Linked DNA regions of Homo sapiens: region 1 is linked to region 2. The links are chromatin contacts, found by Hi-C in ENCODE. All regions are on one chromosome and are shown on one strand. The core of a region is the stretch at or near the end of the contact, and the rest is flanking DNA. Distances in the headings are between cores, read along the strand shown.

The links. A loop is a pair of places that touch in the nucleus more often than their neighbours do. Pooled maps may share reads with other maps.
Region 1: a loop to region 2 is called in a map of aorta, with 2.2 times the contacts of the local background. The contact joins two enhancer-like sites. A Hi-C loop is called at or near these places in 2 of 168 maps with a recorded cell type or tissue (aorta and ascending aorta) and 3 of 50 pooled maps.

Annotation. Positions count from the first base shown.
Region 1 is chr9:122,072,663-122,077,284 of GRCh38, reverse strand. All of the region lies in intron 1 of TTLL11 (tubulin tyrosine ligase like 11), which reads left to right. Among named protein-coding and RNA genes, the nearest start is that of TTLL11, 18 kb to the left of the region's middle. Within about 2 kb of position 1,449, at least 5 of the 41 ENCODE cell types and tissues checked have a DNase peak (open chromatin) inside an H3K27ac peak, as active enhancers do; they include ascending aorta, where a contact is called at or near this core.
Region 2 is chr9:121,746,485-121,751,287 of GRCh38, reverse strand. All of the region lies in intron 3 of DAB2IP (DAB2 interacting protein), which reads right to left. Among named protein-coding and RNA genes, the nearest start is that of DAB2IP, 97 kb to the right of the region's middle. RefSeq lists an enhancer at 2,253-2,776. Within about 2 kb of position 2,217, at least 20 of the 41 ENCODE cell types and tissues checked have a DNase peak (open chromatin) inside an H3K27ac peak, as active enhancers do; they include ascending aorta, where a contact is called at or near this core.

The sequences.
Region 1 (4,622 bases), core at 200-2,699, 330 kb before region 2:
ACTTCACAAATTAGGCGTTATTGGTATTTTATATAGTCTGTGTCCTTTTGAGTTACCCACATTTGCCATTTTCTTTGTTTGCTATTCTATTTTACAACTCAGACCTACCTTCTGGGGTCATTTCCTTTCTCTTGGAAGTATGTTTTAATAAACTCAGTTTTTATTTGTCCAAAATTACCTTCATTTTCTCCTCGTTCTTGAAAAATAGTGTTGCTGTACATACTGTTCTAAGTTGATAGCTATAGGGTCTCAGCGCTTTGAAGATATGCCACTGTTTTTTCATTTCCATTTTGCTGTTGAGAAGTCAGTTGTCAGTCTAATTTTTTCTTCTGCTAGTAAAATGTCTTTCATTCTGGCTGTTTTTAAAATCCCTTTGTCTTAGATGTCTTCGCTGTCAGTAAGACATTTCTAGGTGAGGATTTCTTCTGATTTATTCTTCTTGGGATTTGTTGGGATTCTTGTCTCTGAGGTTTGGTGTCTTATCAATTATGGAAATACTGTCTCTCATCCACTCTCTTCTGTCTTTTTGGAATTCTGATTTAGGTGTTAGGCCTTTTTTTTTTTTTTGATGGTGATCTTATGTTCCTTGGAACTTTACTTGCTGATCATTCTTTGAGGCTTAGGTTTCAAGTTAGAATCTTCCTTTTATACAGATGCCTCAGGGGGCTCTACTACCCAGAACACTTAAAACTACATTTTTTGGTGTTAGACTTTTCTTTTGGTTATAGGTGTAGGATGAATTCTGACTCCATACTTGGATAGGAAGGTATCATGGTTAGACATTCTGAGCAGAGACTTATTCCTTTTATTTCCCCTTTCCTGAGGCAAGGCCAAAACACAGAAGGTTTGCTTCCAGTTTCACCCACTGAGGATGTGGCATTTCAGAGGGCCTGGCTTGGTATGGGAATTTCCAGTCTGATTCTTGCCTTGCCAGCAGACACTCGGGGGCCGGACCACATGCAGAGGCCAGACCACTGCCAACATGTACAGGGAGCAAGATAACTACACTTTTAAAAAGATCGCTCTGGTTGCCTTATGGAGGATGGCTTACAGACGGCTTGAAGAGTGGAGGCAGAGAGGCAAGTTAGGATGCTATTATAAACCTCAGGAGAGAGGTGTTGGCCCTGGGACAGACAGAATGGTGGTGGATGGGGAAGATTATTGATTAAGATGATCTGTCTCTTCCCATAGACTGTAAGATACCCAGCCTCAGGGTGAGTATCATCACAAAGATGTTGTTTTTCATCTCTGAGTCCTTCCAGTGCCTGGCACAGAGAAGGCATTCACAGATGCTGATTGAATTGAACTGTGGAATCAATAATGGTTCTAGAGCTGATTTTTTTTTCTACCTTCTAAATGACTGTTTTCCTTAAAGGGAAATGACATGAAGGGATTCCAGGCAGTGAACTCATGCCTGTCTCTGGCATTGCGAAGCCCAGTCCAGAAATAGAGAGCCAGCTGTTTGTAAGCCCAAAAGCCTTAGGTTTTGGAAGGGTTTACTTTCCATGATAACATAGCTTTCTTTAGCCTGTGCACTTGTTCCTTACTTAAGGAGTCTCAGACTCTGCTTGAGATTACTTACACAAAACCTTACCATCTTACTGGATTTTTATGGCATTTTCTTAGAAATTACTAAACTTTATGACTCTCTAGGCAGGTTGCAAAGATGTTCCTCTAATGATATATTACAGCTATGAAAACTTCTTCCTCCTAAGGCGTTCTTTTTGGAAAAATGCTCTGTGTTTAGAGAACGAAGGGAGAGGCAAGTGGTTCCTGCTGTGTGACAGTTTAATAAGCTTTAGCTGGTCACTAAGAACTGTTATTCTAAGAATGTATGCAACACTTTTCCATTAACTGTGCAGAAGTATTTCTAGAAGGTATGGTAAAATAAAGCATATATATTGAGGCCTGGAAGTTCTTTATTATTCATTCAACAAATATGTGTTGAATGTCTGCTGTGGCCCAAGGCCTGTGCAAGGCACGGGTGATCACTATCAGACACCATCCCTGTGATCCCTACTCGCCCATCATGTTTTGTGTGAATTAGAAAAAGGGACCCATTCCTCAAGGAAAGAATATTAAATTCATCAATATAGTACTTACATATCAATAGCAAATTTGTTACAATAATGGATTATTAATGATAAATGAATGTTGGTTATTAATATTTATATAGTATTGTTGATTTGAACTTGAAATTCAAAAATATTCTGCCACAGTAAGCAAACAGCAGATTATTGAATTACAATATGAATGTGAATCTGATACCAATGAGGGATTTTTAAAAAAATTTAAAGGGACTCATCAATCATCTATCAAATGTCAAAGCAGATCCCTATTTAGAAACACAGACTATTTTAGATATGATTACATCAACAAGGTCTTTTTTTTTTTTTTAAGAGACCAGGGTGTCTTGCTGTCTTGCCCAGGCTGGAGGGCAGTGGCACAATATCAAATTCCTGGGCTCAAACCATCCTCCTACCTCAGCCTTCCGAGTAGCTGGGACTAGGCTCATGCCAACCCACTCAGCTATTTTTTTTTTTTTTTGTAGAGACGAAAGTCTTATTGTATTGCCCAGGTTGCTCAAACTCCTGGTCTCAAGCAATCCTCCTGCCTCAGCCTCCCAAAGTGCTGGGATTGTAGGTGTGAGCCACAATGCCCAGCACATGGTCTCTTGATTATTGAATTTGTCAAAGGGGAACAATACATACTGGCTTATTAAAATAAGACATGACTGCCATTGCCAGAAAATTCTTGTTGTAAATAAAAAAACCACCCAAATATAAAATCATCTGATGTTAGTTTACAAAACCAAAATATTTCTCAATTCCCAGTTTAAATCAACAAGTACCTTCATGATGACAATATGTTATACAATAACTTACATTTGTTATCATGAATAATCCATTTGTTATACAGCTTATAATTGTAAAAATATTCCATATGTTAAAGTGTTAAAGATGTTTACCTGTGAACAGCATCATGGTACTCTTTTTTTTTTTTTTTTAATTGAGATGAAGCCTTGCTCTGTCGCCCAGGCTGGAGTGCAGTGGCACGATCTCGGCTCACTGCAACCTCCGCCTCCCAGGTTCAAGCAATTCTCCTGCCTCAGCTTCCCAACTTGCTGGTATTATATGTGCGCACCACCACACCTGGCTAATTTTTTGTATATTTGGTAAAGATGGGGTCTCACCATGCTGGCCAAGCTGGTCTCAAACTCCTGACCTCAAATGATCCACCTGCCTCAGCCTCCCAAAGTGCTGGGATTACAGGTGTAAGCCACTGCGCCCGGCCAGCATCATGGCACTCTTGTACATGACTTAAAAAGCCACACATGGTGGCCTTGGATGCTCTGTGCTGGGGGAAGCAGACGTAGCTGATGAGTCCACTGTGGGCTGCTAAGAGCCCTATTGGAAGTATGTACAAATATGGTGGGTGACAGAGGAAGGCAAGATGAGGTCAGCCTGGAGGTAGAGAAAGGCTTGTGTGAATGAGAGGCTTCTGGGCAAGTAAGGGCCATGGCCTTTTTAACATATTTTGGCTGTAAGTAGCCTTTAAGCCTTCTTTCCTGGTTCTGGCTACTTTCTGGATACATGAGATAGCTGTGTTCCAGATTGGTGAGGTGTTTCTATCTTTAGATAGACTATCTGATCTTCTTTCTGCCTGCCTACAACTTCCCCTGTCTTCAGGTCTCAGCTTAAATCTCACTTTCTTTAAGAAGCCTTCCCAGCTCCTTCCTTCCCCACCTTGGGTTGATGCTCCTGCTTTGTGCTCCTTCAGACCCCATCATAGCATGAATCAACTTTATTGTGATGATTGCTTGTTTGATTTTCTTTCTTTCCCACAAGATTTTATTTTATTTTATTTCATTTTCTGAGATGGAGTCTCACTTTGTTGCCCAGGCTGGAGTGCAGTGGTGCAATCTTGGCTCACTGCAACCACTGGCTCCCAGGTTCAAGTGATTCTTGTGCCTCAGCCTCCCGAGTAACTGGGATTACAGGTGCATGCCACCATGCCTGGCTAATTTTTTGTATTTTAGTAGAGATGGGGTTTCACTATGTTGCCCAGGGTGGTCTCAAATTCCTGATCTCAAGTGATCCGCCTATCTCAGCTTCCCAAAGTGCTGGGATTATAGGTGTGAGCCACCACCCCTGGCCTCCCACCAGATTTTAAATTCAATAAGTGCAAGGGCCACATCTGTCTTGTTCATTATTGTTATTATTGGATCCTCATACTGCACAATGCCTGATAGACGATATAATCAGATTTTGATAAATATTGGCTGAAGTAATTTTCTCATTCATTCCTCAAACATTTTCTAAGCCCTTACTTTGTGCCATGGACCCTGCCAAGCACGGGCAAACAAAGAAATGACACCCTGTGTGTCCCTTCCCCGGAGAGCTCCCTCTCTGCTTATTACTATCCGGTGTAGGAAGCGCGATGTTACAGGGAAGGAGGAGGGGAGGGACGGCTGGCTTAGGTTAAGGGTCAGAGGGGTTCTCCTCTAGGATGCACCTCTGAGCTGGATCTGGAGGATGAGGGGTGAGCAAGGTAGCAGGGGGCAGGGGCTCAGCATGGATTGTGGCATGGTGGCAAGCGAGAACACTGGGTGTTTAGGAGAC
Region 2 (4,803 bases), core at 968-3,467:
TGTGAACCCAGTTCAGCGGAGTTCAAGACTAACTGCACCAGCCTTGGCTTGGCCTTTCCATCGTCCAGGGGTGGCCCACAGCAGCTGGGCAGCAGGGAAAGGTCCATAGCAGCCGGGCAGGGGGAAAGGTCCACAGCAGCCGGGCAGCAGGGAAAGGTCCACAGCAGCCGGGCAGGGGGAAAGGTCCACAGCAGCCGGGCAGCAGGGAAAGGTCCACAGCCAGCTAACCCACTAGCTGTGACCCACTCACTCCAGGTGGGGAAGGAAGGACCGGGGGATACAGGGATGGGGCAGCCCCTGCCCAGGGCCCAGGAAACGTGGGCACAAGGCACGGGGAGCTGCTATGAGAGACAGCGCCAGGGCCCAACAGCAGCTCATTGTGAGGGCTGGTGGCAGAACAATGGGGACACTGTCCTGGCTCCTGGGGCCTAGCCTTATCTGATAGCGTTCCAGCCAACCCACAAGCTGTTTTTCAACTCTGATCCTTTTTTCTCTTAAAAGGTCGGTGACACAAAAGCTCAGCAAACTCATTATTCCAAGGAGGGAAAGGACCCCAAACCGAAACTTACAGTAATTAAAAATCCCTACTTGACACAGCAAGGGTGTTCCCAACTATTGGGTGGGGGGAATTGAGAGTGGGATTGTTTGGTCGGAAAATAAGGGGCTCAGGGTCACCCTCCAAATCTCGAAAGCTCAGAGGGAGCTGCCCTGTGTGGCCCCAAAGGGCAAGGCTGGGACCAGGAGAGGCCACTTCCAGCTCAGTCACAGCTGTCCTTGAATGGGCCAGGCTCGTCTGGTTTTAGAGAGAGTGGGCTCCCTGTCTCTGAAAGTGTGCAAGCAGGAGCCGGGGGGCCCCTTTAAGACATGCTGCATGGCTAGGGCTGCCAGGGTAATGGGCTGGGCAGTACACAAAGGCAGGCAGTGCAGTGGGCCCTGGGATTAAACACACACACACACGCGCGCGCGCACACAAGTGAATGCTACAGAAATGCACCTGCAGCTGCGAGCGGGCAGGAGGACAGAGGGCCTAGTGTCAAGGGTGCCTGGCTGCAGAGCAAACCGAGTCTCTATTCCTTATGAAATATACAACCTTGGATACTTTAAGTCATTCGACTCTCTAGGACTCAGTTTCCCCATCCGTAGTGAGGATAACGACACACCTTCCTCATGGGTTGCTCTAAGGATCAAATGAGACCATGCAGGCGGGAGGCTCAGGAGGGCAGGGGTGTCAGTGACTCCCATCCATTGCTCATAACTGTTCATGCCTCTTTGGTCTGTTCCATTCGCCCACCTCATTGCCAGCCACGATGTCAGGAGCTGGAGACACAGCTATGAACAACACTGGTGAACGATGCACACGCTGCTATCAAGGCTGACATTTCTGGGATAGGTCACACTTTTGACAATTTGGAGTGACAAGATATGGACTTCCCAGGCTGTTTCCTGTTCCTGTCCCGTGACGACTCAAACGCTTTACGTTCTCCATGCCTCAGTTTTCCCCATCTGCAAAATGGGGATCAATCATATCTGCCCAAATGCTCTGGGATGCCTCAAATTTCTTTAAAAAGCCCTTCATTTCCTGAGGCGAAATGAAAGGAGAAGAAGGTGTGCCTAGCAGTGGGCAGTAGACCCCCGTGAGGAGGCCCCTTTAGCCCCTCTGCCTGGGACTCCCAAGCACAGCCATCTCCAGCCCCAGTCTCCAGCCCACCAGCCTGTGTGGTCCCAAGCCACTGTCCACTACCCCAACCAGGTCTGGAAGGAAGAGAAATCCTGGACAAGGTTTGTCTCCACAGAGTTGGTGCCCACCCAAAGGCTGGCAGGACCTGATGGTTCTGCAGTCAGGACTTCAGCAGACTCTCTAGGCCTCATCAGGTCAGAACATGCCAATCATGCTTCTGCCTGTCATAGCCAGGCAGGTCCAGAGGCTGTGCTAGAAGCGTCTGCCCACACTGGAAAAAAAGAGAGTCTGGACATGGTCACAATGAATGCACTGACCTGCTGGGAATCAAACGGCAGGACATAAACAGGGCAGCGCCCTGCCTAGTATGTCCAGCAGAGCTCTCTCCCCAAGCCCAGCCTTGCCCCGCTGGCCTGGGAACCGGCTGCTCAGAAGGCCAGTGCTCACTCCTGGCCCAGCTGGGATCCCAGGGGAGAGGAGAGGAATGCAGCCGCCTGGTGGCTCCCAGGGCCCTGGGGAGACAGAGCCTGTCCTAAAAAGGCAGAAAGGTTGGCTGCCCTGCCTGGGAAGTCTTCCAGGGATGACAGGGCCCAGAGGCGTGGTCCCTCTCAACCCAGGGTTCCCTCAGGCCAAGGTAAGGGGTAGGTCCTAGCAGTCACCAAGACCCAGTTGTGACGCCCCCATACACACAGAACGCCCTGGGCTGTGAGACAGGGAGACACGTGGCCTTCTGCCCTCACCCCTGGGAGCCTGTGCTTCCCCCCACATCACAGGGCTGAGCTGGCAGAGGAGGGTCCACACCCTGCAACCAAAACAGGAGGATGGGACAGCTCATGCTTGCTGTGAGGCCTGGTGTCCCGTGGTGCCCAATATAGGCTGACTAAATGAATGACACTGTGGCAGCCTGGACCTAACAGCCACTTACTAAGCACCTACCATGTGCCAGTTGCAGGTGTTCTCACCAAAGTACAAACATCATCTCATGGCCTTCTCCCAACAACTCTGCACAAAAGGCAGCACTGCCCCAGAAGAAAGGGAGAGTGGGTATTCAAGCTCAGGTCCCACAAGCCCTGGCTCATGGGGCAATACATGAGCCAGTTAATCCAAAAGGCTCAATGGAAGCTTTAGGACGTTCTCTAAAGAGGAAACTGAGGCTTAGAGACAGGGAGTGGCTTGGCTAGGTCACATGGTCCAGAAGTGAAAGCTGGGGTTCTAACGGCCTGGTCACCCTCTGTGGGACACTCTTGGCACCTACCTCACAGTGAGTCAGGCCTGGAGGCCAGGCATCCAATCAGCCCAGCACCCCAGCAACGGCCCGTTCCTCTCCCTGAAGGAGTCTTTGGTCTCTATCCCAGCTGTATCTAAGGTCTATCACAGACCCTGAACGAGTTTCCTCCCCCTTCTAGGTGCCATTTCCTCACACGCTGAGCTACTTCAGAGAAAGCCACAAAAACCCTACGTCAACTCCCTAGAACATAAGGGACCATAAACTATCATAACTGCTACCAACACCACTACCATCACCTGTAATAATGTAATAGCAACATCTCACTGCTGCCTGGGGTGACTTGGGCCAAAGCTCCGGAGAGACCAGGGATTCGAGAGGGCGCTGGTACTGGCTCCTGAATGAGAGGCAGCCTTCAACATCCTCTCCCCGTATAAACTGTGCAAGCCTAATGGAGTTTTCAAAAAACATTCAGGAACACATTTACCTTTCCACATCTTATTTCTTTCTTTCTTTTTTTTTTTTTTGCGGGGGAGGAGGGGTGCAGAGAGAGAGAGAAGAAACAAAAAACTTTCCATCTAATCCCCCAAGTCATCCTGCAGCCTGAATAATTTCGGGTTTTTAATCAATAGCTGTCAGACTTGTCAAATTACTTTGGGGACCGCAAAGCAGTTTTTAAACATTCATAAACCTCAGCAGAACAGCGAAGTGCCCTGAATTTTAAAAGAAGAGCATCTAGGCCGGGCGCGGTGGCTCACGCCTGTAATCCCAGCACTTTGGGAGGCCGAGGCAGGTGGATCATGAGGTCAGGAGATCGAGACCATCCTGGCTAACACGGTGAAACCCCATCTCTACCAAAAATACAAAAAATTAGCTGGGCGTGATGGCGGGCGCCTGTAGTCCCAGCTACTCGGGAGGCTGAGGCAGGAGAATGGTGTGAACCTGAGAGGTGGAGCTTGCAGTGAGCCAAGATAGTGCCACTGCACTCCAGCCTGGGCGACAGAGCGAGACTCTGTCTCAGGGGAAAAAAAAAAAAAAAAAGCATCTAAGGAACACTCATTGACGAGGGTGAGTGGTGGGCAAATCAGAAGTGAGCTGTGGGCTAGCTGCCCCTGCCCCTCTTGCTTCTGAGCAGGGACAACCCTGCAGCCCTCCCTGGCCTGTAGGAAAAACTATCAGGCTTAGCCTGGCTGCTCAGAAAGTTTAGGGAGAGTGACAGTCCCCCTACCCCCAGCCCCAGGAAAAGAGCCCAACCTCCCTGCACAGCACCTGGGGCTCCAACCCCAGCCACAACTGCAGCAACTCTGAAGCTCCCAAGCTCTAGAGCCCACCACAAACATGCTAGCCCACTGCCCTCCCCCATCTCTCCACTCAGCACCACTCCTGAGAATGTTTCAAGGCCCTGACCCATGCGTTCCCTCTCCTTGAGCTCAGTCTGTGCCTGGCTCCTCCTCACATGTGAACACACCCATGCATCATGGCCTGAGTGGGACTGGTTTCTAACTGGTCCCTGCACCCCACCCGGGACCATAAATACCTCCAACAGCCACCTCAGGGCCCTGGGGATGCGAGACCCAAGTGGGAAATGATAATGAAACAAAAGAATAAATTAGCTGAAAAGCGAGTATTTCCATTCTCCAGGAAGTGCTTCCCCTCTGGCTTATCTAATTCCTCCCAGCTCTCCACATCCAGGAAGCCCTCCTTAGCTCATGCTGGGCCCCCCCTAGAATGCGGGGGCAGAGGCAGCATCTTCTTCCATCTCATCTCCTCCACCCAAGACCTGGGCGCCATGCCACGTTACTTCCTGGGACCAGGTGGGCCATTCATGTTGGGGTGATCTAGGGATGGCCTCCTTCCCTCATCCTTGAGGGCCAGGTTTCCTGCCTCAACCAAGGACCAG